3 separate regions of the Mus musculus genome follow, and all the other regions are linked to region 3. Evidence: chromatin loops called from intact Hi-C (ENCODE). Cell type or tissue: left cerebral cortex. All regions are shown on one strand. Each heading gives the region's core, and the rest is flanking DNA. Links, peaks and the distances in the headings are about the cores only. Region 1 holds the start of AI593442 (expressed sequence AI593442). Region 2 overlaps Gm1715 (predicted gene 1715). Region 3 has its middle 17 kb from the start of Gm33125.

Region 1 (10,001 bases), core at 1,334-9,333, 270 kb after region 3:
AGGGGAAAGGAGAATAAGACTTAATGAAGCACACTTGCTTTGCAAGAATGCAAAGGTTTAGCACAGGGGCAGGGTAGAGCACCCTTACCAATACACTTGCAATTATATGTCCTATTCTTCATCTATCCACCATTAAGAAGGAAGTGCAAGGTTCATGTCAGAAAGAAGTCTAAGTCCACCAAAGAAAAGGAAGGCTAATATAGTAGGAAGAACCTCTGGAGGCAAGAAAGTACCATACAGAGAAATAGCTGCTTCTTATGATCTGGGATGATTTTGAAAAACAAAAAAACAAAAACAAAAAAACAGAAGAACAAAGTGAGGTAAGTAGCTATGAAAGTTCCCTCACTCCTCTACAATAGAATCTAAAAAGAGGGTTGGTGGTGTGTGATAAACATCTAAACAGCTTTTCAGGGTAAATGTCAAGCAGGCATCTACTCAGATCTCAAGACAGTGAGCTTTACAGCGTAAGGCTATACAACCTATATACAACTTGAAATACCTCTGCACAGCATCTAACATGTTACAAGGACCATAGCGTTGAGGTGGCAGGGGTAGTGGTTTGATTCATGATCCTGAGGAAATATTCATACCTTTCAGTGCAGGTAGAGAATACAGGAAACACAGAGTCTACTGTATCTTCAATAGGGAGGTAGTATTCCCAACAGTGGCAGAGCTGAGAACTGTAAGGCTGGGATGAGGAGACCTGTGACAACATAGAGACTGAAGACTAAGGTCTGGGTCTAAGACTATAATGCTGAATGGCAGGAGAAAGTGAGGATAGAAAAATAGCATCTCATAAAAGAAGCAGCTCTGACAAGATGCATTTCAGCAAGACTCTGATCCATCTAAATGTGTGTGAACCTGAGACATCCCTCTCTAAAGGGAAAAATGAGATATTAACACGTCTCTTCCAGATAGACTAGGCTATTATTAAAACAGTGAAAGAAAAAAAAAGAGGGAATATCCTTAAGAGGTTGAGTTGGTGCCTAAAAGGGTCACTGAATTATAACTGTAGACTCGGTTTACTGGGTAATATCAAACACTCTCATGCGTACACACACACACACACACACACACACACACACACACACACACACACACCTTTTTCTGAGATGCAGCTGGTTTGTGTAGAAGAGAGGATAAGCTGTGGAAATATTTTTAATTGACCATCTCTTTTAGTAAATTGTATCTAAACGAAACAGGATGAGATATTTTATAACTCTGGCATGCTGTACAGTAAATTAATAAGGAAATCGTGTCCAAAGGCCAATTAACAAGAAAACTCTTTTATTGATATAAAAGCAAAACAAATTTTTCATGAATTTCTAATACCTGTTTTATTCTATCTATTGGATATACTCGAGTTCAAAAATCACTTCTTCTGTTGATGCCATCACTGTCGTTATCCTCTCTGTAGCAGCAATCCTGTGAGACCACAAGTCTCAGTGAAATATCCTTCCTCAAATGGGTAAAGCAACCCGAATAATGCACTGTCTCTCAATTAAAGCTAAGTAAGTTCTTATTCTCCACTAAGCATTCTGACACTGCACCAATTGCACCATTGGGCTGGTGACATTGATAAGTATTGATGTGAAGCCATCACGTCTGCTTCCAAAATGTTATCAAATAAGGAAAAACTAAACCAGAATCAGATTTATATTCAGCCCAGTGATGAAATACCTTCCTGTGTAGATGGGGCAATCCGTTCTTACATGAACATCTATGGACCACACCACAATTTCCAAACATGAATAAGTGGCTTTTCAGATTCGAGTCCAAAGCCTAGACTTCCATGGGAGTGAATTTTAGAAGCCATATTAAAGTTTCTGGTTCCAATTTAGCCCATAACTCTCATGTAATACTAGTTAGTCATTTCTTAGCAATTATCCATTAAAAGCACTTAAAATCTATGCCTATGCATTGGAAAAAGAAATTTTAGTCAGTATCTAATCAATTCAATGGTTACAGATAGGGAGGGTTAAAAAGTCAAATGCCCAGTAATTTTTAAAGCTAAATTGTCCATATTTTCCAAAAAGCTACTCTTCAAACTAAACAAATAGTAGGTATATTTTCATTTTACCTTTAGCTATGCAGGTATATGTTGTATCTCATACAACATGTAAGTTGAAAGTGAAGAGGAAAAATCAGATTGCAATCCATGATTGTGGTCTAGATGGCTCCAATGCTCGTGTAGATAGATTTTTGATCCATCAAATAGCTGGACCACATAGAGATGGTCATGACTTCGTTATCATTGCTACATTTGAGTCACTAATATAGGAAAGGAAGCTTATCTAATTACCAATTCCCCAAGCCAAGGAAGACTCTCCCCTTCCACTAAATAAAGAGAAAGCCATTCTGATTTGACCTCAGAGAACCAAGTACATGCATACACCTGACTCCTCAGATCCTCTCTGGATCAGAGGATGGAACAACTATTTGGTTTCAGTCTCATACTTATAATGACAGAAAAGAGAATACAAAAAGTCCATTGTAAATTTGTACAAAATGTATGCATATATAAATACATATCTATGGGTGTATATAAATTCTAAAGATTATATCCATCTTCATCTTCAAGAGTCAGAGTCCCATATAGTTGACATATCGGCATTCTCTCTCTATTTTTCTCATTTTTAAAATAGTAAGAATCAAGCATGCTACTTTATTAATACTGAATAGCAAGTGCAGGAGCTGAGCTGTAGCTATAGAAGGTTGGAGCAATTAGTTTGACGGGACATCAGTAAACAAGATCCTTAGAGTAAATTTAGCTATTTTCATAATGCCTTTTGTCTCATAAAAATGAAAACTCGAATGTCATATGGGTCAGTTGCGCTCTCTAAGTAGCAATCTAAGCAGACTCTATAGAAATTTGCATTGTCGTATCTTTATTACAATAATTTGGTGTGGGATCTGGCCTACTAGAATTTCATGTAATTATCACTCTAACTAACAGAAATCTTGTGTGGTGCCACCAGGTTCACAGCATATTAAACTCAGTATGAAATGTGATTGATAAGCTGCATCATCTTTACACAGGACACTATTAAAATATTAATCCCTAGTCAATTGATGGAAAAGGCATATACACTTAAAGGTGCACAATGATAGCACATTACAGATGTGTGCTTATGGTTAGAGGTATCAAGATGTTTTTTTTAAAATACACATAATTAGTTTATTTCTTGTTTGCTCTATTTCTTTTGGGGAAAAGTATGTAGGACATTGCCCCCTAGGGTGTGCAGGCTGCTTCTTGGAAGGGGATTATTATTGCATGCCTTGAATGCACTGTGATTCATAAGGCAAGAACATATGAGTTGCTTCAGCACCAAGGAAGTGGAATGAGCATCTAGCGCTGCTCAAAACAGAATATCTTATTGCTTTAATAAAATGGGAAATTATTTACTGTAAAAAGAGTGCACCAAATAATGGAAAAAAGTAATATCTATGCACTTATGTAGAGCTCACTGAAATGATGAACCTTCCTTCTGGGTTCCTGATCCTATTCAGATTTCACATCTAAAACCCATTCTGTAAGACGGTATTAAGAGCTACAGTTGGATGAGGGCAAGTTAAAGAGATTAATGGATATTCTCCTTCACAGTGCCTTAGCCATTCTGTTGTACAGTGTAGAGCTCTGATACACTAACAGCATCCTTGGTGGCCCGAGGGACTGAATGCACTCTGACCTGTTACTAGGAAGTGACTAAGGCACTGGAGAGAATCTGGTTCATTGTTTAATATATTGTATCCAAAGATTATACCTGATCTTCCTAATGATACAACATGGCATGCTTAAACGATGGTCTTCTGTGCTTCAGAAAGGACTTGGATGATATCTATGGGTGACTAAATCAACCTTATTAAATTATTTTATAAAGATACAGACTGAGCTTGGAAAACTTTATATGTAACCAAAACATTAGAGGCAATCATTTCTCGGGATAATAACCACATACAACTTGAAATAAGACAGAGCATAGAGGGGAGCTAGTGGCTTGGGAGATGGATATATGTAGGGGTCCCACTGCCCTTCACTAAACAGCAGAGTCTAACATAGAGGGACTTATCTGACATTTAAAGAGAGGACAAGAGATTTATCTTCTCTCATGCTTTCCTTTTCCCTTAACATTTCCTATGTGTTCAGGGAGGTTAATTAGGCCAGACTTGGGAAGAAGAAAGATCCCCTTTGCTGTATATCAGATGCAGGCATGGAGTCATAACTAAACAAGCTGTAAACAGTTTTATCCTGTAAGCGTTTACAGATTTAACTTGGAAATTGTCATGTCCTGTCATCCAAATTGCCCAACATCTCCACCAGTCTTTCCCCCAAACACATACAGTACAAGCAAGCACACACAGCACTGCCTCCAGGTGGCAACTGCATGCAGAGAACCACAGGCACTGTTTAAATATTAACCATGTTTTTAATAGATGGCATTCCAGCACATCCATTATTTGTTTTCTGTTGTGGTTGTTTCTGTTATTCACAAAAGAAAAAGGGGGAAACATGGGTGTCATCGTTTTATAATAGTCTACTACAGCGTAAAATACAAAAGAACACTTCCGGAAACAGCAGAAGCCAGGCCTACACCACTGACTTCCTCAGCCAGTGGCAACCATTATATCAACAGCTGGAAAGTCAGAAGAACAAAAATATACAGTTTGGAGGACATATCACAGAACTATAGTTTTCTTCTGTATTTGGTACCAATATAATAAGTATATAACAAAGGTGCACTTGTTCTAAAAATAAAACAGAAACATACTAGTTGGTTAGATACTGCATTTTCAGAACTGCACATTGCCTAATACTTTTTTTTTTTACATAAAGGTAACTTATGCAATGTATAGTGATAAGAAAAAACAATCCAATTGTAGAAAAAAGAAGAAAGAAACCAATCAAAACCAAGACAATCACTTTCCAAAACAGCTCCTTCTTTGGTCTGCACAACCAGAGGAAGTAACCATGAAGGTGAGACATATTCAGCACCAGACCTGGCTGGACAGCTCCCGGTTTCTCTGAGGCTCAAAAAAAAAAAAAAAAAAAAAAAAAAATTCCCCAAAGGGAAAAAAAAAAAACCAAACAAACAAACCAAACCAAAACGACTACCAGTCAGGTGTACAAATGGGCCCTAATGAGCAGCAAATCAGATAGTATGTTTTTGTTTTTTGTTTTCTTTTTCTGTGCTCGACCAGCGAGTGATATTTCTAAAAGTAAAACTCTAATTCTGCCAGGGGGAAAGCAAAAAGTGAAATGATGACTGACTAGAGAGGGGTTACCTGTCCTAAACGTTTTTCTGGGACATTCTATGTGGTCTCTGGTGCTTAATGTAGATGTTGCCTTTATAATATACTATTGCCTGAGCCCAGCTGAAGGTGAGGAAAGGGGAGGGGAGACAAGCTAAAGGAAAAGTGAAAGCCCGTGAGGGAGGGGCAGAAAGGCGACTAAACCTTCACTTGACAGCTATATACAACATCACCGGCCCCCTCCCATCCCTTTGCTTCGGTGTCAATGTCTTAAATATTTGGTAGCTTGTGCGGTTTCTTCTCCTTATTGAGGGGGGCACGGGGTGGGGAGGGAAGATGCAGCCTTCATTAACAATGAGAAATTATGTGATTTGTCATGCGCTTGGACTGTGTTATTAGTAGTATAATAATTACTATAAATATCAGTAAAGTATTATCAGCGTTATTTCTTCCTCTGAGACTTTCCTCGCCCAATATTTACAAATACCGCACAGTGCCTCGGCGGAGGAGAGACAGTGAAAGGGTGGCCAGGTAAGGAAAGAGGGCAGAGAAAACAGGGGCCAAAGGAGAACGGAAAAGGAAGGAAGGAGGAACAAAAGCGAGGACGGTCAAGATGCTGGAGACGAGGAAAGGGTCAGGAGAGGGGCTGCGCAATCAGGACAGTACCACCGTTTGCAAAAGGCCCTCGCCAGGTGTGTCCAAGCAGGAGGAAGCTGCGGGTGCTCCTTGTGGAGTGGGGGCTGGCAGTGGAGGCGGAGGCGCACAGGGACCCTGGCACAGGAGACCAGGGGATGAGGAGGAGGAGGAGGAAGAAGAAGTAGCATTGGAGGGGGTGCAGAAAGCGGAGTCCCGGGGCTGCCTCTCCAGTCGGGTTTCTTTTCCATGGGTTGGAGCTTGAACACCTGCCCGAGGCAGCCCCCCACCACCGTGGCTGCCGCTGCAATGATCTCGCTCATATTCTTCCTGAGCCCTCTGCATCTTCCGCTTCTTCATCCTACGCTTGTGGATGTGGAAAGTGGAGAGGGACAGCACGAGGAGACAGAAGATGAGAGTGACCAGGACAATCAGCACCAGCGTAGATGAAAAAGACTGGAAGAGCTGCTGTCCCACCTGCGTGATGCAAGTGCCACCACCTGCGCCTGAGCTGCGGAGACCTGCGCTGCTGCCTCCACTGGCGTTGTGGGAAGCAAAGGTCCGGTTCAGGAGACAAGGCGGCAGGGCCAGCCTCAGCTCTTTCGGCGCCCTGGCACTCATCGGCGCTGGGCTGAGAGGGGCCAGGCCCACCAGGCTTCCTCTGTTGGACACACGGTTCCCACCAGCCAAGACGTGGACAGGAACCCACACCACCCCAACTGCTCTTTAGCGCTGGAGGGAGTGAGCTCTCCAGCCAAAGACTGAGGGAGCAACTGCCGCCAAGCAAGCGGGCCAGAGCTAGTGGCCCCAGGGAGAGTGTCTCTGGTCTTCTTTGATCCTGTTTCCTTTCCCCAGGCACAGTGCTGCAAAGAAAACAGGATTAGTTAGGGTCCCGGCCACAGCCAAGGCGAGTGCAGAGAAAGAGAGGGATCTGACACCACTGTCAAGCGGCCCTCAAATGGACTCTGTCATCTCCACAACCCACCAACCCAACCCTACCGCTCCTGGCAGCCCAGGAGAGCCGCGCTAGATGCTCCGCTGGCTCAGATGGGGTCTGGCGTCCGTACCGCACCGCGGAGACACTGGTTACTCAGCAGAGAAGGCAGCTGCCCTGCCCCCTGCACAACTTTCTAATTGCCACCAACAGCGGCCGCCACAGCGGCTTTCTCTACTTCCCAGAAAGCCAACTGCCCTCTTCTCTGTGTCCTGTGGACCTCCTCTCAGGATCCAATCTCGCCAGCACGCACTCCAAGCAGGCTCCCTGTACGCAGTCCTCCTTCCCCATCCCTCCCTCTCCAAACACTTCCAGCCTGGACGTTCAGACCCCCAAGGTCCCCGTCCCAAGGGGATACACCCCACTGCCTCTGTCCCTAGCCGCAGCTGACCCGCTGGATCTGGCACACAGGATCATACTCGACCTTTCTCCAGCCTTCTTCCTTGCTACCTTCCTCCCCCTTTCTCCCTATCAAAAGCAGCTGAAACACCCTTCTCAGCGGAGGCACATCCTCCCAAGCGCCCCCCACCCCTCATCTCCCTGAGCCTCCCACTTGACAGTATCCAAAATCCTTTTTCTTTCTTCCAGAGCAGGAACTGAAAGGGGAAGGGTTCCCGCTTGCAAAGTTTGGGGAACCGACCTTGTCTCCAGCCTTCCCCGGGCCCTGGCCCCAGGGCCCAGAGGCTGTGGCAGAGGACCAAGCCGGAGGACCCGCGGCAGGCAGCACAGCTCCCTTGCCTCTCCCAAAAGGCAGGTGCAAACTGTTGCACTGCGGAGCAGCAAGGCAAAGCGCTAGCCTCCACCAGGGAAGGGGCGGGGGCTGAAGCTCTGTCCAGAGGTGCCTGCGCAGGCCGCGGGAGTGGTCTTACCCGCCCTCATCCTGCCACTGGGGCCCCTGGCCATGGAAGCCTTCATCCTGACCACTGTCTCTTACCTGGAAGGACCAGCCAGTTGCAGAGAAGGAGCCCTTGGCTGCAGTGGCGGCTGCAGAAGGCACGGAGCGCTGGGACCAGAGACAGAGCCGCGCTGCTGCTGCCACCCTCGCCGCCGCCACCGCCGCCGCCGCCGCCGCCGCCGCTGCCTTTGCTGCTGCTGCTGCTGCTGCTATGGGGAGCTCAGCTCTTAGCCTATTGCCAGAGAGGCCGGTGACGTCAGGCAGCCACCGCCAGGGCTCCAAGCCACCCCTCAGGCCCCCACCCACCCTCATACCCAACACCTTGTCCTGGCATAACAGCCTCTCCAACACCATTCCCAGTTTCCTGCTGTTCCCCAGCTTTGGGGCTGGGAGGAGCAAACCCACCCCCATCCCCACCTCCACCCTGCCAGCAACCCACCTTCATTCAGCACAAGCACTCCTTTGCCTAGGAAGAAGCAGGCTTCAGTTCTTCCATTGCTCTATGCTTCAACCTCAACCGGTCTCCAGGTACAGTTTTGCTCCAGGAGAATCTTCTCCCCTGGGGGTACACTTTTTTTTCCTGTTGACTGATCAGAGTCCCTGCTACTCCCCAATCCTATTTTTCTGCCTCTGGTTCTAAGCATAAACTGCTTATACTAGGGAGATGGCAAGGACATTTGTCAACACAACTGTGACAGAATCAGAATCAGGAACCTAAATATGCATCAAAGACTGCATCTCTCCACCAGTCTCCAAAGTATGTCATCCCATCTGCTTTTTGATTTCTTCCCCCGCACGCTCATCTTCAGGCCCAGGATCCATTCGGTGTATTGAACACCCCTTTTTTTTTCGAGGATCCCACATTCTGAAGACACAAAGCATACATGGGCTTGAAGGGTGGGAAGGGGAAATTACAAAGAGAAGTGCAGGAACCAATGACCCGTAAAAATTCTCAACATTGTGTGTACTGCTAAAAAAATGTCCCTTCGTTGATTCTAATTTTTTGTCAACGTGCTTGATTCTTGATACATTTGCTTTTTCAGTTAAATGTTTACATCTCCTAAAAAGGCTCTTAGCAGCCTGCAAAAAAATCTTATAGAGACCAGTGAACGACTAGTTTGGGATCCTTTCAGAAACAGAAATAGTGTATTCTATTATAGTAACCATCTTCAAAATAGAGTATGCTTTGCTTTATGTGAGTGATTGGGAACGCTTGCTTGGAACACTAACTAAACAGAGTATGGTCTTTAGGGCACTGAGATAACTTATTAAAACCGTGTTTTGTTTTGCTTTTTTCTTTCTTCTCTCCTGTCTTGTTTACCTCCTGTCTTTGAGTCTAGAAAGTGTGCAACATTTTCTCACCGAGTTGGTCAGTCGTGGAGTGTGTGTTCCTGCCTCCTCTTCATGCTATACATCATGAAGGAAAGCTAAGGGGAATACTAGCTGCCACTTACTCACTCCTATCAGCTACAGTCAGGAAGTGAGGTCAGATATGAAGAAAAAAAGATTTCTCCTTCTGACCCTATGTACCCATCTACCCCTACTCCAAATTCTCATTTTCCTCCTGCTCACGCCATAAATGCATGGCACTCCATATTCTTCCCCCACCCCATCTCTGCTTTCGTTTATTTGAGCACAAATCATCTGGGGCCTGGGGAGCAGCACAATGTTAAAGCACTTGTGTAAGATGCCAAAGGCCTTGGGTTCTATTCACAGCACTACAAAGAGAAGGGAAGTATCAGTTCCATCTTCATATGTATCAATAAGAAAAAGAATTCCACTTAAGATAACAGTTCAGTACAGGCTGAACAATGCACAGTTGCTTCAGACCACAGACTGATGCCCTTTGACTGCCAAAGTCACACAGTAAAGGATGGCCAATGACCTAGATATTTGCATAAGTGTTCCTTCCCAGAAGTAGAGGGCCTGATGCCTGTTAAAGCCACCCTCCACATCGAGTGACTCTGGATTCACTGACCTCAGAGAGTGGTGAGTCGTTGCTTGCTTGCTTCACTGTGACCTGTGAGACTTCACTGTGGATACCAGACAGGCAGTGGCTCTTTTGTGGACACTCTCAGCAGAGTCTCATCAACATATTGTAAAGCAAATCCAAGTTTGAATACTCCAGAAAGAGATCTGGCTGTTTAGGAAAACTCTTTAGCAGGGGAGAAAGGTTGTCTTGTAAAAAGAACTCTCTATACGGAATTAACCCTTTATAGTCTGTATTCT
Region 2 (10,001 bases), core at 1,006-9,005, 340 kb after region 3:
TCTACAAGACACAGCAAAGCTTGGGTAAGGAATAAGCCATTTCAATGCCTATGATAGAAATTACCCTATAGAAGTTGGTGCAGCAAGTCAAAGAAACAAGTCTATGACCTGAACAAGTCCCTCCCCAAAATGACTAAAGTATAGGAGAGGCTCAGCTGACTTTTATGTTATTGAATATTGGAATTTACAGTCAGAGAAAGGAATGTGTTACAGTGTACATACTCTTTTGTTGACTATTTACTAAGCATCTGCTGTCTGCCAGACACACCCTGTGCTTACGTGCTAGAACACAAGAATTCCAACCAAGCTCCTGTCCCTGTAGCAGTTAGAATCTGAGAGAAAGAGATGAAATTAAACCAATAATAACGCACTTTGTTATTAACAGATGGGACAAGTCTAATTGAATGACTTGAAAGTTAAAAAACAAAAATGAAGCTGAGGGAGACACAGTGACTTTGCAAAGGTCAGTTGGAGAAATGAGTCAGGAAGGCATATGGTGTAACGTGTGTTCTACGGAGCAGGAAGAGGACTAGGTGGAGGTGCTGTCCCCACTGTCTTGGAGTTGTGACGTATCAGAACCTCCACCGGTGCCTCTGTATCAGAGGGGTGGCAGCAGGCACACACCCCGGTTTTGTAATCATTACGAGAAACCAGGCACATGGCACACTTAGCAGTCAATAAACGCTACTTGTCACCCCGTCAATATTGACAGTTACTACTGCTAAAAATATTTTTCCTTAACAGCAAGGCCAATGCTTTTATCTCTGCATTCCACTGCCTTGATACCATTTCAGTTTTTTCCCTTCTTTTCTTCCTAACCATAAGAAGTTTCCTAGAAAGTAGGTCAGACTTCAGCAAACTCTCGGCACTGTAGCTTCTAGATAAAAGAGGGAGCATAGGAGGCTTTTCAGCAGCTCTGGGTGCCCATCCAGGCTTCCAGTGGATGACAAAATATTTCCATGAGGATTTATTTAATTTTGTCCCCAGGCTTGTTCATAATTCTGACCATCTGGTACTGGAGGTTTCTCTATTTTTAATATTTCTACTTTGGGCGTTTTGCTTTTTTAACCTATTCTAGGATGAGTCGCCCCCTTTCAGCCTCCCCCACTCTCTCCGCCAACCCCTGATTTAATTTGCTTGAAAGAATTCTTTCCTATGACAAATTTGCCACAGTCTATAACTTTGATAACCTCAGAGCCAGCCATAAAGCAGAGCCATCTCAAGTCATATGAAAGGTCACAGCAAAACGAAACGTTGTTCTGGACACCTATGACATTGTTCTAACAAGACCACCCCAAGGGTACGTGCTATAAGCATGCATAGAACTTCCTGAAAGGAAGCCCCTCCCCCAAAGTCCTAAGACCTATTCTAATTAAGTCTGGTCAGATAACTCTTCTAAAGACAGACAGCCTGAGCTAACCACACAGATCCCTTTAGACCATCTGTCCTAGCCTAGCTGACCAAATGGTAACCATGTAAGATTTTTTTTCCTTTCACCTGGAGCTGTGTTGTCCCCAAAAATAACTCTATCAAATTCAGTAGGCTTTTGTATGTTTGTTTGTTTGTTTCTGGATCATCATTTAATGTGGTTGGGGGCAGGACTCCATATGAGTACATAGAAAATGACTTTGAGGAAATAGCAATAGGAAACCTGTCCCCTCTGTAGGATTTCACTGTCCCTGCTGTTCCTTGCTCCCTCATCCTCATCTGTACTTCATGTGTCTATTCAACTATTTCATCGCCATCCCTGAACATCCTGTACCTCCGGATGAAGGTTTAATGAATGCTTGAATAACCAGGTAGTGAACCAGTGTTGGAAATACCACAGAAAACCATAAAGACAAGGGATGTAGAGGATCATATGGAGCTTGGAAATTTCGATGACAGAGGACAAGGGAAATGAAAGGTTAGCTGGAAATAAAATTTCCAGGATAAATGCAGCCACCTTCATGAGGCTTCGTTTTATAAGGTACCCCCCCACACACACACACATGTACATCCTGTATTTTATAAACACTTTCATCTTTCATTTATAGGCCTCCTAACCACCAGAGCAGCAATGCACACAGCAGATATTATTCCCATTTCTCCAATAACAGAAGTAAGGATCTGCGAAGCAATAAAACTTGCCCAAGATCACACAAGTGGTAAATTTCGCCAAAAGAATTTGGATCATCTTCCTCTTCCAATACAGCACTCTGCATCTCTCTGCCCTACCACTCTCTCTCATATTTCTGGAACAATGGGGTCAGGGCACTCAGAAAAAAAGAAGGCAAGGTTTGGAGTGTGCACTCAAATCTTATACAAGCTTAATTGTTTGCATTGGGTTTCTATTGCTGTGACAAAATCCTAGAGAAAAAAGCTAAGGGAGGAAGGATTTATTTTGGTTCACAGTTTAGATGCATGAATGAAGTTGGATACTTCGTTTCTGGACCCATGTGTGGTGAGACAGAACATCATGGTGGAGAAAAGCTACTTATCTTGGCAGACAAGACCCAGAGAAAGACAATGAAAAGGACAGTAACTGGAATAAGACAGAACCTTCTAAGGCATGTGCCATGAGCCTATTTCTCTAGCAAGGTTTCATACCCCAGTAGTCAGTTTAGCCATGACTTTAATCCATGTATCAATCCATCAGTGACAATGAGCTCCAGGTTCATAACCTCTCCAAAGCCCACCAGCTGGCAGCCAATCCTTCAGCACATGTGTCGTCGGGACACACATTTATGGACAAACCATAACACTGTTTTGTTTTTGCTCATGCTTATATACGGTTGACATTTCCAGGAAGCAACTTGAAAACTCCTGTTACAAAATACACAGTAGAACTTGACAAAATATGACATTCTTTTAAGTACATATCTAAGCACTTAGAAAATAAGAGACATATTTTAAATTCATTCTCTTTACTACATATGTAATCACTTAGGAAAGAAAGAGCCAAAAACAAATGATAAAACCCTGAGGATTACTGCCACGTTGAGTCACTGTGGCAACAATTACCATGAAAGGTTCAATTCTTACCATTCAAAGTAGTTTCTCCAACACACCATATCATATGTCCTTCTATATATGCAAACACAAGCATATGAGGGTTCACATATACCATAGGCATGCATACATAAAGGTTATTTTAAATGACATTTATAGATAGCACATTTCAAGGGTAAAGTGCGGTTAATATCAATAAAACATGCTTTGAAGGCAATATAACACACGACTCATTAACAGATATTTATGTGTTTACACCTGCTATGTGCTGTTTGATTCAAGAAAATTACACATACACACACACACATACACACATATATATGCAAATATATACATATACATATACACATACACAACACAAGCCAAGTATATGAGTAAGTCTAAATGATTATGAAACCTATAATAGGAACCTAGAAGATATCAAAATATCAAGGGTTTACAGTGCAAGGGTAGAAACATTTTGACAACAGCCTACCACACTGCTATTTCCCGTGCTGGCCTTGTGGTGCATACATCACCACAGTGTGTGCTAACTCTGAATTCAAAGGAAGGAAAAGCATCAGCAAAAACACTATGGGTCCTCACTTCCCTTCATTTCAGTTATGGAAGACTTCAGAAACAATTATGCCTTTCAGACCCATCGTTCTAGTTACTGATTAGACAGTAAGTATCAGGTGGCGTCCTTTCTCCTGGGAAATTGTTATGGTTAACAAAACAAACAAAGCCTGTAGTCAGCAGGTCTTGTATTAAGAAAAAAAAAAGGAAGGAAGGAAGGAAGGAAGGAAGAAAGAAAGAAAGAAAGAAAACCAACTTCAAAGGGCACAGTGGCAGCTCAGTTCAATAAAAGAGATTCTAAACACATCGATCAGAGCGGGGCCAGACTCAAGGCTTCAGTAATTCTCCTGCCAACGTTTTCCAGTTCTTAGCTTTTGCTGGCCAAGCCCCTGTGATTGGGTGGGCACCTCTCTTGCATTGCTGTGTATTATTCCATCACAGTATTTTCAAAGTCTATTTTAAAGAAATGCAAATAGCCACTATTTTAATCTCCTAGTAAATAGATATTTTCTCCCTCAACAGAAGCAAGTCTAGCATTTTCACAGTTTCAGGTTAACGTTTCCAAATAATAACTGTTCCTTAGTCCCGTTCTTTTGTGCTTTTGAGGATAAACCCATGAATAAAAGGCTCAGTAGCAAGTACAATTTTTTTTCTCCTTTCTACGGAGTATTCCTTTCCTGGGAAATGGAAATGCCTTCGTGTTGAAATGACAATCCACGGTGGTTTCTCTGCTGAATGGACCCTTACAAAACCCACATTCAGAACCTATTCAGTTCTTATTTATCACCGTTTGCTGCCTGGCACGAGTCATCAGAGTGCGCCTATTTCTGCAGAGCTACAGCAAGTAACAAAAGAGCTGAGTTTGGAACAGGGAACTTGGTGTTCCCGTCTCAGCTCTACCAAAGACTGGCTGGGAAACCTCAAGAGCTTTACTCTAGATCTCTGAGCCTTCATTTGCCTACTTCACAAAGGGGAATGTGGGATTCTAACGGATCTCTAAGTCCCCTTCAACGATCGAAAGGTCTTTATCTCCTGTACTGGAATATATACTGAAATACCCTTCCTCATCAACTGTGGTAAAGCTCATCTTTAAAGTAGTGAAGGAACTGTGAAATAGTAAAAGTAGAGGGATGGATGAAGACAGGCCCTGGCCCAGATGATTACAGGAGAGAGTTTATTAATTAACTCAACTCCCTTCTTGTCTGGATAGTTTTATGCCATTGTCCAACACTGTTCTTTTTCTCTTCCTTCCTTCCTTCCTTCCTTCCTTCCTTTCTTTTTTCCTTCCTTCCTTCCTTCTTCCTTTTTTTCTTCTTTCTTTCTTTATTATCTTATTTAAATTTATTTATTTCTGTATGAGTATTTCTGTGTATTCTATGAATTCCTGGTTCCTGCCATGGCCAGAAGAGAGCACTAAGTCCCTTGGGACTGTAGTTATAGGTGACAAGCCATCATGCAGGAGCTGGGAATTGACCTCAGGCCCTCTGGAAGAGGAGTGCATACTCTAAACTGCTGAACCATCTCTCCAGCCCCAGCATTGGTGTTTTAGATAAATATTCATTTAACAGGAGTCAGGTACTAGGAGTGGGGAAGGGTGGGCCTTGCCTACCTGTGGGAGACGATTGGAGAACCAGGGACAGTTTAAGGTGTTCTCCTCCCCACACCCTGTGGTGATTTTCAGAAAGGGTTGAGATGACACAAGAATGGGGCTTTCCCCACAAATTACTAAGTATAGATAATTTAAGATAGTTACCCAAGCTGATCCCAGGACCAAGAGGAAGGCCAAATTAAACAATTCCATTTGCCCCAAGATTACAGCGAAGGAAACTCAGCACAGGGAGGGTCCCAGAACTGCTCCCCAGTCACTGACATCCTTTCTCAGGCAATCGCCACTCAGCCCTCTTTCCCTTTTTAGAAGATTACTTCTTTTACTTTTGAGATTTGATACAATTGTATCATTTCTTCTCTCTATTTCCTCCCTCCAATCCATCCCATACATCTCTCTTTGCTCCCTTTTAAATCTATGGCCTCTTTTAAATTATATACCTATATTTGTTATATACATATATTTGTGTACACACACACACACACACACACACACACACTTCTAAGTACATATGCTTCCATGGCTGACTATTGGTACTGAAGAACCAATCCATGTACTATTCCCCGGGAAGGACTGTTTCATCCAATCTCAGCATCCCTTATGCCTGTAGTTCTCTGCGTAGGGTTGAGGCCTCATGAACTTTTCTCTCTCCACTTTAGCATGTCTAGTCAGACATGTGCTTATCATGTGTATTTATGTCCCTGCTCAGTTCATGTTGGTAAGACTGTATGGGTGTAACTTCTGACACTCCTAGGAGACATAATCTCTCAGCAAAGGATCCGGCTCTTAGCAATCTTACAGTCCTCTCCTCCACAGCGCTCCCTGAGCCTTAAGTTTTCTATAACTGTATCCGTTAGGACTGGACTCTGGGCCCTACATCTCTACGTTTTGATTATGTGTGGTTTTCTGTAATGGCTTTCATCTGTTGCAAACTAGCAAGACCTTACCCAGTGAGGTATTCCAGAACCAGAAAGACAAACAAACGTCACGTCTCCTGCCCTTCCCATTTTTGTTAGTTTCTTCTCTTTGCTTTAAGGTTGGTCTCCTATATCAGAGCCTGACTTCACACTGAGTCTATAGCTGAGGATGACCTTGAACTTCGAATCTTCCTGCCTCCACCTCCAGAGTCCTATGATTACTGTGTGCTGTATGCAGTGCTAGCGGTCAAACCCAGGGTTTCTTTCATACGAGGCCAGCACCCTAGTAACAAAGCTACACATCTAGCTTGATTCCATTCCACACAGTGAGGCCCAGAGACATCAGTCCTCTGTAGTTAGTATACCTTGATCTTGTATCTCCACCACTGTTTTCCCTGCCAGCTATCAAGAAACTCCTCTATACTGCTGAGTAATGAATGATTTTTTTCTCTCCCTTGGAGAAGCAGGTACAGGCCATGTTACACCACATTAAAAGTAGATAGAGGCAGATTTACTAGGAGGCAACTCTCAGGTGAGTTCACGGATCTCACAGGTGGAGGTCAGTGGAGTCACACATGGGGCTAAAACAAGGGGGTTTTATAGAGCTTAGGCAAGGAGTGATGATGTGTCAGCTAGAAGCTGGAATTATGCCCAAATACGGCCAAAAACTAAGCCCCTGAATAGGATAGGAACTCGTGGGTGGATTGCTGGGGGATGGAGGAGTGATGGGGTTTCCCAGCTTATGCAGGGGCAAGCAGGGGTTCCAGCCTAACAAGTAAGTCTGTGGCTACTGGCTGACTCTTCAACCTTCTGACACTCAGAACCTTTGGACACGAGGCAGATTATTGCATATATACCTTTGCCCCAAACTCTACAGTTCTATAGTTTAGTTCACCTGGTACCTTTACTCAGCCTCCAAGCTTAAGTGAGGGCACCTGCTGATTGGTAGGCCCTGAGCTTGTCTCTGCCTTCACACAAGGTACCCACACAATAAACTAGAGGCTACTAGTGGCAGCCACAGTGAAAGATAAGAAGAGCAGAACCTGAAACCTTGTAATGCCTGCCCGTCCCCATGGTAAATTTCATTGTCACAATGGCAAATTTCAGGCTACTGGTGTGAGGTCATCAAAGGTGAACCTGCGAATACGAATGCACAGTTGGATTTTCAGAGGTGGTGAAATTAAATTCCAGAACACCACCGAGCAGGACAGTAAATAAGGATTTGTTTTACAGATTGTTTCGTGACACGATGAACAAAGAAGACAATTTTTAAGTGGTAATATTTACCCGGAATTATATTATTCACAATCAGAATGCTGACTGCCACACACTCATTATCCCAGGCCTCATCACAGCCTTCTGAAGGAGGCATTACTGACACCCAGGCTTTATAGAGAAGGCCATTCAGCAAGCAAGAAAATCTGACAGCTCATAAATAACGATGACAGGATGCCAATCCATGGGAGTCTGGTTCTAGAATATGCATCTCTCAGGGAACATGCTAGTTTGAGACCACCAAGAAGGGTGAGCACGTTTAAAATTGAAGAATGCAGTCCTTTAAATGACACACCCAGGTCTAAAAACATTAAGATGCTCTGTGGCTGACTTCCATTCTAGTTTCTCAGTAGACTACCAGTTTCAGTGTCCCTTGGGATTTTAAGTGACAATGCATGTGTGTGTGTGTGTGTGTGTGTGTGTGTGTGTGTGTGTGCATGCGTGCATGATGTGAGATAGCTGTTACTTTCAGAACCTGTGCAGAGATGCTTCATTCTTTCTTTCTTTATGTTATAATGAGATGGGTTGGCTTACAGTCAGGACAGGGATAGAAGCAGGCAGTCAAGGAGGAGTAAGGGAAGGAGAGCGGTAACTTTCCGAATCAGTGCATAGATGAAGGTTTCTATAGTTGCAAATCACCGAGACTAACTCCAGCCATTCTGTACAAATAATTATTTATTAAAGGAGATGAGATCATCCATAAAATCCCCCGGGAAGTGAGAGAAACAGTAAAATGTCTACACCAGTGAATAATGGTAAAGTTGTGCCACCATGTCATTTTACTGGGAACATCATTTTACTCCATTGCTGGCCTGAGGATTCCAATATGGCCACTAATACTGAGTACAGCATATACACTGCTTCTAACCTAAGGCCCTGTGGCTTCAGAAACCTAACACTACACTACTACCTTTGTCATGCTGGCTTTTGCCACTTCTTTTTGAGGGCAGAAATTGGGAAGGCACATATCTGTCTTCCATAGTGGCAGGCTTACTTTTAAGGTCATAATTCAGTCTGACATAGAAACATTAAAAAATGCTGAGTGACAAAGGCATAGCAATAAGACAACCATTTATCTGGCCACCTCCCAAACAGAACGAGGGCCAGCATATTGATTAGTCTGCATAAAAGTATTGACAGAGACAGAAACCCAGAATTGTCTACAGTGAAATTATCTCATTTCAAAACCATCAAGGAAGGAGTGAGTAACACCAAACCCCTAACCCATTCTCTTCGAAACTCATGGTCCACCTTGATTTTTAAAATCTATTCAACTAGTTTTAAGTAAGATAATCTGAACTTACTGTCAAAAGAGATTTCCTATAGAGCCCTTTTGTAAAGTCAATGACTGCCTCTTGGTTTAGAGCCCTTGGTTGACCTAGATTGGTTTACATTAACTAGGACACGAACATTCAATTAACTAAATAGAAAGGAAAGGATAGTGGTTATTAAAGATGCAAAGAGTATCTAGTGGAGGATAATGTGTCTTTGGCTGAAACTTATGACCTGGTTACATAAGAAGACTTCCTATGGGGGCCATTCAGGTAAAAACCAAAGGTCACAGAGGCCCTGGGGAGACTCAGTGGTAGAAAAGGGAGCCACCTTATCTTACCTGAAGGGCCATAAATTAATGCTGTCTAAATGAATAATTCACCACTTAAACTCTATCATCAACACTTCTGTGTCCTTTGTATACAAAACACTGGCCAGGACTCACCACTGAGAAGACAGGTAAACAACCCAGTCACTGTTCATAAGGGCATCTGAACTCAGTTTGTAAGACGAGAAAGTAGAATGGAAAGAAAAAGAAAAAAGTTAGTCTAGTGAAAAAGTACAAAGTCACATGGTGTACATAGGCAGAGAGGGTGACATGCAGAATGGGTCTAGAGAGGTGACTAGGTGACAGGTGACAGATTAAGAACCTATAGGAGAATATATACAAGCCACGAGATATGCATGAGAGTTGGGAATGACATGACATGACACTAGGACCACAGGCATCAATCATGAATATCCTGGCCACCTTGGCCTTCAGTGTCACACCATGAATTTTTTTCTCTAAGTCAAAAGTATATTTGACCACAGCAGTAGCAGATACCATGGTTATAAGTTTTATGAGACACTTCGAAGAGGAAAGAGGAGGATGAAGTGAGGAGGCCATTTTAAGAGTTAGCTCCAAGGAAATATGAGCCCCTGGTGGGGCAGAAGTAGTGAGGACAAGAATTAGCTAGCCTAGGAGGTAAAGGGCAGTATTATACACAGTACGTTTAGCCAATAGGCTGAGTTATTTCTTTGAATACATGCACAGTACAAGCCAGAACCTGGGCACATTATAGGGGAGAGACTAAGAAGAAATCTCAGGATGGGCCACTGAAACGCTCCTTGTCTCTACACCATAGACCATAGGGCCATATTGAACAACAGAAGGACCTCTGTGTTATATTACAGTATTTATTCTCGGCATTTTGGTCACCACTACCTTCACTCCCCCCACATCTGATTCATGCCTCTGCATCTAAGAGACTGCATTTGGATTCATCTCCTCTCAACTACAATTCAAATGCCCTGAAAAGGGCAGAGTCCTTACATTCTTATCAGTCTGCCTCCCTTATCAGAAGCTCCCTTATCATAGTCAGTGTCCTCTTGCCTCATCCTTA
Region 3 (10,001 bases), core at 812-8,811:
TCAGGTTCTTAGGTGCAGTGAGTCTCACTGTGAATGAGAGAGCTTCCGTTTTGTCCCCTCTCATAGGTGCATAGCCAGGCTAGGACCTCAGGTGGTTCTAGGGCCAGCCTCAGCACCAGACAGTTCTAGCCAGCAGTCACTAAGTACTCTCTGTGGAGATCTTTAAAACAACCCATCCCCATTGCTCTTCACCAGAGCTGATGGTGTTTGCCTTTCCCATGTCCCACTCCAGGTTGCTAAGGATGACATTTTTGTCTGCTGAAGGCTCTCTTGCTCATCTGAGGGCATAACTATGCCTGCTAGTCAATGTACTCCAGCACTCCAACCTGAGTAAGGAAATCTATCCTCCACCTCTACTCCAGCAACTTTACGGCTCCTTCTGCTTCAGAGGTCCGACTCACTAAGCACTGCTTGATACAGTGTCCACCTGCTCCTTGTAGGTGTCTGCATCTTCACACAGGGAATATCAACCTAAGCAAGCCGAACAACCCACGGGCTTTATTTACTAAGACTCCTGACAACCTGCTTTTGAGATTCCACAGTTCCACTGTTACTAAGGGGAGTGTACTGGGCCTTCTGCTTCCTTTGGAGGGTCTCTTCACACAGAGAAGATGAAGAGTGGACACTAGGGGACAAGGAACAAGGATAAAATCACAAGTCTTAGGTGAGCTATTGAGAGCAGATCTGTGATGTGGAGGCAATGCGATCCCGTGAACAGGTGCTAGTAAAACTGCAACGCCAGTGTGTTCTTGAGAAAAGTTCCAGATTCAGAAACATCAGTACACCTGTAACGACACAATATCATGTAAGAAAGAATGTAATTAAGTGCTAAGTGTGTGGAAAAGTCTATAAAAAGGTGTTTTGCTTTGTTTTGCTTTTTCTGATTCTCTGGTGCTGTGTCTGCTTTCCTGTATTATTAAGAAACAAATCAAATCAACACTCCAGACAAAATGAAAGACTTGATAGCTCTAGCTCACTTCACCAAGGTTCTGACCTTTACTTCATCACGGTTAATTTTACTACCCTCCCCTTGCTCCTGCTTTCCTCCTTCTTCTCTCCTTCCTTTCTTTACCTTAAAAAAAAAAAAAAAAAACCTTAGCAGTTAAGCATAACAAATGCAGAGCAACTAAATAGAAAAGTGGGCAAGCTGCTTCCCTTATTTTAGAGCTTGACAAGATGTGTTAGCTTTTACATTTTGGGCTCTGTGGGATGTCAGGCGCTCAGAGCAGGGGTGGCATCTATCTTTATGGAGCTAGCTGCATAGGCATCCTATTAGAATGAAATCATCCTTTGTTTCTAATTTTTAAAAAATTATTTAGAGTTTGTCAAGGTCTTCAAAATCCCCCCTAAGAAGGCAATGGTTCTCTAGTTTCCTTTGGCAAATCTGGGTAGCCCACTACAGAGTAAGATGCTGACTGCAGAGGGACCCTTGTGTGTGAGCTTGTGTGCATTCAGGCTTCACAATGTGCCTGTCACTCAAGAGCTTATCACAGCCTTTCGCCCAGGCTCTCCATGGATCCAGCAGTGGGAGAGCATGTGTCCCACTGTCCCATGCTACATGTCATCACTATCAGAGGGGTCTGACATGGCCATTTTTGTGAGCCAGTAGCAACCTTGCTTCCCTGTGGAATCATGTGGAGTGGCATTAAAGAAAGTACTGAGACCCAAGCCCAAGGTTTTGATTTAATGACAGAATGGCACAGACTGGATATTGGTCTTTAAAGATTTCCTGTATGGTTCTAACAGAAGCTGAGTTTGAGTGATGTATGGAGGAGGAGGAGGAGGAGGAGGAGGAGGCTTGAGACTGTCGTGGGAGTTAAAATGCAGGTAAGTTTAGAATAGGAGTACTTTTAAAAGGTTCACATGCCAGATCCACACACCCAGGAAGCTTCTCACTCAGGAATTGTCATCAGGATCCACTTCTATCCTCTTGGACCACTACATGGGACCAAACTCTATGCCTTAGGTTAGAGACGAGCTTTGGCCACCATGAAGAAACAGGGTCGAGATTTCTCCACATTATTATTTTGTCTCTAGCACTAAGAATGACTATGGAATGATGAGTCTGTTTTTTTCTAGTCCATTCTCCACCCAGCTCCATCCCATAAACAGCCACCAAACCCAGACACTATTGCATAAGCCAGCAAGATTTTGCTGACAGGACCCTGATATAGCTGTCTCCTGTGAGGCTATGCCAGTGCCTGGCAAATACAGAAGTGGATGCTCACAGTCATCTATTGGATGGAACAAAGGGTCCCCAATTGAATGAGCTAGAGGAAGTACCCAAGGAGCTGAAGGAGTCTGCAGCCCTATAGGAGGAACAACAATATGAACTAATCAGTACCCCCAGAGCTCCCTGGGACTAAACCACCAATCAAAGAAAACACATGGTGGGACTCATGTCTCTAGTTGCATATGCAACAGAGGAGGGCCTAGTCGGTCATCAGTGGGAGGAGACGCCCTTGATCTTAAGAAGATTCTATACCCCAGTACAGGGGAATGCTTTGGCCAGGAAGCTGGAGTGGGTGGGTTGGGAAGCAGGAGGAGCGGGGAGGGGATAGGGGATTTTCAGAGGGGAAACTAGAAAAGAGGATAGCATTTGAAATGTAAATGAAGAAAATATCTAATAAAAAATATATTAAAAAAATGCAAGTCAGGAGCTGTCGTCTTGTGTCCCCGTGTGTGTGTGTGTGTGTGTGTGTGTGTGCCTTATCTCTGCTGGTCTGCCTGAGACCCCCTGATCTTGAACCTTAGTCTCCCACATGGCCTGTTTCTACTCGGACAAGATGAAAGGAATGTTCATGAACCAGGAAAAAAATGTCCAGATGTCAGGCACAAGTGCTCATTGATGGGAAAGGAACTGCTCATAGAAAGAAAGTGGTTCACAGAACAGCTGCAGCAGACGGAACAACAACAACAACAACAACAACAACAACAACAACAACAACAACAAACAACAAAACAAAACAGAAAAAAAAATACTGTAGTTCTCCTTAAAGAAGTTAGGGGTATTGAAGAGGTAAACACGTTTACAAACCAAGGAACAGTGGTTCATTTTAACAACCCTAAAGTTCAGGCGTCTCTGGCAGCGAACACCTTCACCATTGCAGGCCACGCTGAGACAAAGCGGCTGACAGCGATGCTTGCCAGCATCCTAAACCAGCTCCGTGCAGAAGGTCTGACTAGTTTCAGGAGCCCGGATGAAGCCCTGCCCAAACAATCCACGGACAGAAAAGCACCACTTGCTCCTAGAGAGGAGGAGGAGGATGGAGTTCCAGATCTCGTGGAGAATTTTGATGACGCTTTTAAGAACAAGGCAAATGGTATTGAGGCACCTTCTTTTTTGTTTGTTTGGTTTTTTGTTTTTTGAGACAGGGTTTCTCTGTGTAGCCCTGGCTGGCCTGGAACTCACTTTGTAGACCAGGCTGGCCTCAAACTCAGAAATCCGCCTGCCTTTGCCTCCCGAGTGCCGGGATTAAAGGCGTGCGCCACCACGCCCGGTTCTGAGGCACCTTCTTAAGAAGGTGGATTTCTGAGTTCGAGGCCAGCCTGGTCTACAAAGTGAGTTCCAGGACAGCCAGGGCTATACAGAGAAACCCTGTCTCGAAAAACTAAACTAAAAAAAAAAAAAAAAAAAAAGAAGAAGAAGAAGAAGAAGAAGGAAGGTGACATTTGCAGAAGTTACAGGAGCTTCTGGTTTATATCATGACTGCTTTTTAATCTTTTTGTTTATGAATCTGATAAAATCTAGGTCGCTAATATTTTTAATTCCAAGGCCCCAGACACTGCCACTCTTTTCAGTTTTTGCTTTTACTTAATTCGTTCTTTGTGGAAAATTAGGCTGAAGAAGCCTAGGAGTAAAGTTTGGAAAAGGTTAATAAAATTCTTTGCCTAGTTAAAGAAAAATGCAAGTCAAGTTACATTGCCCGCTCCAGCTAGCACCTCAGTCATTTCTCATTAGAGCACAGGGCAAATTCATTTTCTTTTAGGTACCAGAGGCCAGAATCAGAGTCTTATACATGCTAGACAAGTCATATACCACAAGATATGATCCCAGCTCCTTATATTTTATATTCTGAAAAAAATTTATGTTGAGGTAGGGTCTCTTTATCGTCCTTGTGTTTCTAGAACTTCCTATGTAGTCTACACTGGCTCCAAACTTACAGAGATCCATCTGCCATGGCTGTCAGAGTGCTGAAATTAAAGGTGTGAGCTACCATGCCTGGCTAAATTTTAAACTCATCAGCATCTTTGGTTTCCATGTCCATCCAGTGAGTTGGTATCTTCCCCTCAGGCTGACTTCATTCTATGCTGCTCTCTGTTGCAAAACACAAAAGCATGCAGGCATCCCTTTGATAACCTCAACTCCTTAGATATTATTCCCCACTTCAGGATCTTTGAACTCCTCATTGTCTTTAATTGGAGAATTCATTCCCTGAAACATCACAATGTCCTTTTTTTAAAAGATTGATTTATTCATTATGTATACAGCATTCTGTCTGCACATATGCCTGGAGGCCAGAAGAGGGCAGCAGATCTCATTATAAATGGTTATGAGCCATCCTGTGGTTGCTGGGAATTGAACTCAGGACCTCTAGAAGAACAGACAGTGCTCTCAACCTCTGAGCCATCTCTCCAGCCCCACTGTCCTTCTTCTTATTCAGTTCTCAGTTTAAATGTCAAATCTTGAGAGAGCCCTTCCCTTCCCAGCCTATCTATCTCACCCACCCTCTCTCATGTCCCCACTACTAATTTCATAACACTCACTGTTGTCTGAATAAAGGTAAACTTCTGGAGAGAGGGGCTCTGGTTGGCCATGCTCACTACTGTGACCCCGGTCGCTGTGATTGTAAGTTTCTGATACCTTCTAGACACACAGTAATCTCTGCTGGACATTACTGAGGAGAAAAAGCAGAAGGAAGAGAAAGGAATGAACTCTTTATAATCTCTGCATTCCCAGAATTCCAAGTCTGCCCTCAGTATCCAGCATATGTGGTCCCCTTGTTTTCAGAGTCAGTAGGCTCTAGGTGAGAATGCAAAACAAGCCAGTATATCCACAGTCTTAATTGCTCCTTTCTTAATGTTAATACCCAGCAATTTTAGTGGCAATTTGAACTGCAGCCTTTATGAGTAGGAGCCAGGATCTCAATGAGAACCAGGGGAAGCAGTAATCACCAGCAAGCTTTAGTCAAATTTAAATATAGACCTGGCAGCAGAAAGCAAATCCAGCCACGAAGCATGGACGTATCGGAGTAGCACATCAGGTAGGCTATTGGCTTCTCCAAAATGTATGCAAGCTTTCTGAACTGAGAACTTAGGGTGAGCAGACACCTGCATGTTGCACAAGTGCCTGATAGTGTTTTTTGTTTATCCGGTACATAAATGCATGGCAGTACTCAGCTGGCTTTCTAACACAGCATCCGAGATCTAACTCCCTAGGGAAGGAGCTGGAAAAGGGATGCATTCGACTTAAGCTGAACAAATCAAGAGAAGAGTCTGTGATCTCCCCCAGGCAGTGTTCTGAACCATACAGACAGATTGGAAGCATCGATAAAAGAAGTGTGTCAACGAAAGAGTCCAAAGGCCACAGAAGCACAGCACAGGCTGTAAATTTAGTAACTTTGTGTCTGTCTTGCTCCCTTCCTATACTTTGTGGTTAACTAAGAAATTGAGACCAGAGTAGACAAAAAAAAAAAAAAAGGCAAGCTTGTTTAGGATTGTGCCAAAAGGCAATGTGGTCATGGTAGCAACAGACCTCTTCTGTAAGGTGTGGGCTGTGTTGGTGTCCATTTTGGAAGCAGTCCTGTGTGGTTAGCGTGAGACACTATGCATGCAACATCTAAGGGCAGTCCTGATTGGTCGATGTTGGAGTCTATGAAAGAGGCTGGGTTTGCTGAGTAGCAGCTCTATCTCATTGGCTGCTCTCAGTTCCATCCCCTTTCCAGAGCCATGGTTTCCTGTTGGAGTCTACAATCTGGACCAGGCCTGCAAGTAAACCCACTCCCACGCCAACCTTTGTCCACAGCCCCTCTGGACTTCTTGAGTCACTAGACTATGTACTCCTCTCTGAGTTCAAGCACAGGTTGTCACCTGGATCTTCCAGTTGCAAAGCTCTGTACTTAAACTTTCAAGAGTAGGTCCTGAAGAAGTATTCCAATTCAACAGCCAGAATACCTGGTGTGTGCTGGAGTCTACTTTTCAAATTCTGGAATTTATGAATATGTAAGTGGTTTAATTTTATCTCATAGATATATAGTTCCACCTGAGAATCTTCAGTGTCCCACACATACAGATGGTTTAGTCTGTCTTGTGGTGATTTTTTTTTTAATTTCCTGCTTTGCCTGGAGAACAGGACAATACTGTACACCAGGTGGGAAACAATGGACTCCCAGGCTCTATATATCTGGGGAATCATCTGCCCTAAAATACCTCACCACCTCCCCAGTCTTCCCTCCTCCTGGAAGAGGGGGTGGAATTGGGATGGAGCCACATTTTATATTCCATTTGCTGCCTTCTGTTCTTGTCATCTCCGCTTTTGCATTTGCCTCCACGGAGGGTTGCAAATGCACACGGGAGAAGGCTTAATGTGATTTTGGGTGCCCTGGGAGGGACAGTCTGCCAAGCGCAGATGCCACCAGGCTGCTTGCTGCGGGTGCCTGCATTACGCCACTGGATACTGTGCCTTTGGGTTTGCTTGTGTTTTAACTTAGTGGAGCAACTTAAAATCTTCATGAAGGAAATGGGAGCATTGAGGGGAGAAGGGAGTGAGGTAGGATTTCAGGTAAGGCATTGCTCTTACAAGGGCAACCCAAAGCACAACTCCAGACCTTGAGATTTGAAGATAAGGCAGAGGACTAGAAAGGGAGAGAGGGATATGCCTATTGTTAGGTCGTAAGACTAAGTGAAGTTATCAGAGATGGACCTTTTCTCCTAGGGAGGATCACATCCTTTTCCCTCAGGGAGGACCATGACCTTTTCTCCTAGGGAGGATCACATCCTTTTCCCTCAGGGAAGAATGCACCTCTTTCTCTCAGGGAGGACCACATCATTTCCCTTCCAGAGAGGACCACATCCTTTTTCCTCAGGAGGGCCACATCCTTTTTCTCAGGGAAGCTTTTCTTCCTCAACTTGTCCATTGGGAGGCAGGTGCTGTGTCCTTGGTCATGGCCAAATGCTTTCACAAGGTGGTCGCCTTCCGATTGTGGTTGCCATGACTACTCATGAACCATCGGGTCTCAGATCCGAGTCTCCAGTTCTGATCAGCATCTGCCTCTCCTTGATGTTCCAGAGACTCCTGGGTTACAATAGAAGAGTCTCTCTCTTTCTCTATCTCTGTCTCTCTCTGTCTGTCTCTGTCTCTCTCCTGTCTTTTACCTCAAACCTACCAGGCAAACCTCATTTTATTTATTTTTTATTTTCGCTCTTTAGCCCCTTTTCATGCCTCTGTGAAGAGCATAGAAGGCCACCCCAATGCGGAAGCAATACTCACCAGCTCTTGGAGAATTTACCCTTCCATCCTTCCTCAGGTTTCCCGTCTTCTTGCTATTAAAACCCTAAGTGAGACCTCGTTATTTTCGATCTTACATCCTAGTGATCTCACTGTTCTCCCACTTCTCCAGTCCATGGCTCTCACTAACTGGAATCAGCTCCTTACTGAGACTTTACTGTTTCTGATCAATTATCCACATTCCTCAGAATTGCCCTATCACCAGCCCCTCAGGAAATAATATGTCTTACACTTGGATCCATGTTTGCTGGTCCCCAGAGCCTGGCTCCTTCATTGTTCTCCTTCTGGACTCTTCCTGACACCTTATCAGTCTAACCCCCTTGCTAATTTAACTGTAAAATCAACTTCTATAGACATTAACTATTGAAGTTAGGATTCAACATCTGTTGCAAACTCAACATGTCAGAATCCACAGGAGCTATCTGTTTTAGGTGATAAACTAGGCATTTAGCTCTTATCTTTTATAATAAAAACATTTAGTTATTTTATTTGTAAGTGTTTTACTGGCATGCATGTCTGTGTACCATGTGTGTATGAAGTGTTGAGACTAGGAAAGGGCATTAGACCCCCTCAAACTGGAGTTACAGATGGTTATAAGCTGTCATGAGGTGCTGGGAACCAAACTTGGCTCTGCTATAAGCAGGCAATGTTTTTAACTGCTGAGTCATCTCTCTAGCCTCAACCATCTTATTTTCTTTAAATTTATTTAATAAATGTTTATTATATGATGAACACTTAATATATCATTGAAGCAAAAGATTAATATTAATGTTACTTTTTAGTAGATGGTATCAAGAGTTAACAGCACTATCAATGTGTCAGGGGCCATTCTGACAGTTATCATGTATTTGTTCATGAACTCTTTCCAACATCCACAGAAGTGGCTGCTCTCATTGCACCAACTGTGTTTTACATGGAGGAAGCCATGGTGTTCGGCAAATCACAAAACTAGTAGGGAACAGAATTAGAGGTGGAGGAGTCATTGTGAATCCTTAGCCAATGTTTGGTGCCTTCATTTCAGTCACTGGGTTCTGGGGAAACAGAGCCCACACACAGGTTTTTACTTCAATGTGTGACTGCTATGTTAATTACAGTTATTTAGATTTGAGTATTTGGCAGATTTTTTTCCCCCAAAATGAACAAAGTAAACCTTTGTCTTAAGGAAAAGGAACTGACAGTTTTTGTTTTCTTTGTTGCCAGTGATGAACGGTTCAGCTTCTTATGTGAAAATTGAGACTCCTATCTGCCACTGGCTTGGCTCCTTTGTCATATTTAGGTGGTGATGTTAAACGGGCATTGTTGAGAGTAGATAATGGTATGTTGTCACCACCTGGAAGATCTTCACATCTCAAGGGATTAATATCTTTCAAACGTTCAGTCCATGACATCAGAGGATCAGCCTGGGTGTGTGTCCCACTCTGTGTTCAGAAGACACTTGTAGATTTTAATGTAATTAAGTCCGATGAGCTCAATGACACATTTTCCAATTACACACACAATTAGCTTGTAAGAACCTATCATTTAGTGAATTTTAGGGTAAAATCAAATAAATCTGTTTAATATTATTTCCAAAAGAAAATAGTAATATATTTGTAAGAAATATATTTCCTTTATATCCATCAACTAAATGATGCATGTTAATAGATTGACCGTAGAAGCAGTTTTGATAATCTAAATGTTTTCTCGTAAGTCAAGCACAAAACAGATTTACAAAATATACAACATATCACTTTCCTTAGCAATTTTTTGATGTTGGAGATTAGGCTTTTAAATTGTCTTAAAAATGTTTAAAATGTTAGCATGTAATGTATGTAATTACTATTTTAATGGAATAAATAAATGCATTTAAATGATCAATTTGTTCCCAGTTTTGAGCAATATCAATATTGGTAGATGTAGCCTACACGAATTTTGAGTATTGTTCTAGCACTTTCTACCCCAGGGCTAATGGGTTCTCCCTAGAAGAGGGAATAAAGGAGGACCAAGAACAGCCTCTGGCTGTAACTAGAAATTCTGTTTATTTTGTACCCTGAGAGACTAGATGAGTGACACCATCCCACTTCACTGCTTGTGGTATTTCTCACTCTGAAGTGTTCCATTCCCCTCAGAAATTTAGACGCTTTTGGTGCCTCATCCAAACTTAGTGAATGTCTTTATGCCCCATATTTACCTGAGCAGAACTTGAGTTGTTTTAGCACTGGGTGTTTTAGTTCATGTTACAGAGGATGAGGCCACACAATGGAATCAGAGTTTCTGACATCTCATCATTCTGCCATGATTTACCTGGGCAACTATACCAATACCTGCCCACTCATTGTGTACTGTTAACCCAGTGTCTACTAAAAAGGCTACTAACTAAAACTTGCTTCAGGTGCAAATGTTAATTTAATCTGGGATCAAAATCTATCTTTATATTAGACCTCTGCTTATTACAGTAACTGCCTGTCTGAGAAAACCATCTGTTGCTGGAGGAGCCTCCATTGCTAACTTAGTT

The links. Hi-C counts contacts between places; a loop is a spot of excess contacts. Peaks named below come from ENCODE experiments on the same cell type or tissue, not always from the same donor. Only the 100,000 strongest peaks of a DNase experiment are listed, where the experiment ranks them.
Region 1: it touches region 3 in a loop (5-fold over the local background); 4 of 42 quality-filtered maps call a loop at or near these places.
Region 2: a loop joins it to region 3, with 2.9 times the contacts of the local background. A loop is called at or near these places in 2 of 42 quality-filtered maps.

Annotation. Positions count from the first base shown.
Region 1 is chr9:52,671,772-52,681,772 of GRCm38, forward strand. It overlaps AI593442 (expressed sequence AI593442), which reads right to left and starts at 8,009. Exons shown (of 2, transcript NM_001286641.1): 1 at 7,812-8,009; 2 at 1,261-6,746. The coding sequence starts at 6,504. The coding sequence ends at 5,905. Gm1715 (predicted gene 1715) reads left to right here and starts at 8,092. Exons shown (of 5, transcript NR_045333.1): 1 at 8,092-8,300. In left cerebral cortex, for the core only: CTCF peaks have their summits at 3,234 and 4,378; DNase peaks (open chromatin) are centred at 4,421, 5,473, 6,413, 6,726 and 4 more places; H3K4me3 peaks cover 6,321 bases; H3K27ac peaks cover 5,225 bases.
Region 2 is chr9:52,737,870-52,747,870 of GRCm38, forward strand. All of the region lies in intron 2 of Gm1715 (predicted gene 1715), which reads left to right. Among named protein-coding and RNA genes, the nearest start is that of Gm1715, 63 kb to the left of the region's middle. In left cerebral cortex, for the core only: no CTCF peak of the experiment used is centred there; DNase peaks (open chromatin) are centred at 4,364 and 7,819; H3K27ac peaks cover 1,302 bases.
Region 3 is chr9:52,401,496-52,411,496 of GRCm38, forward strand. It overlaps the pseudogene Gm29692. Among named protein-coding and RNA genes, the nearest start is that of Gm33125, 17 kb to the right of the region's middle. In left cerebral cortex, for the core only: CTCF peaks have their summits at 4,516 (motif pointing right) and 6,601; DNase peaks (open chromatin) are centred at 1,212, 1,926, 5,213, 5,437 and 2 more places; H3K27ac peaks cover 3,083 bases.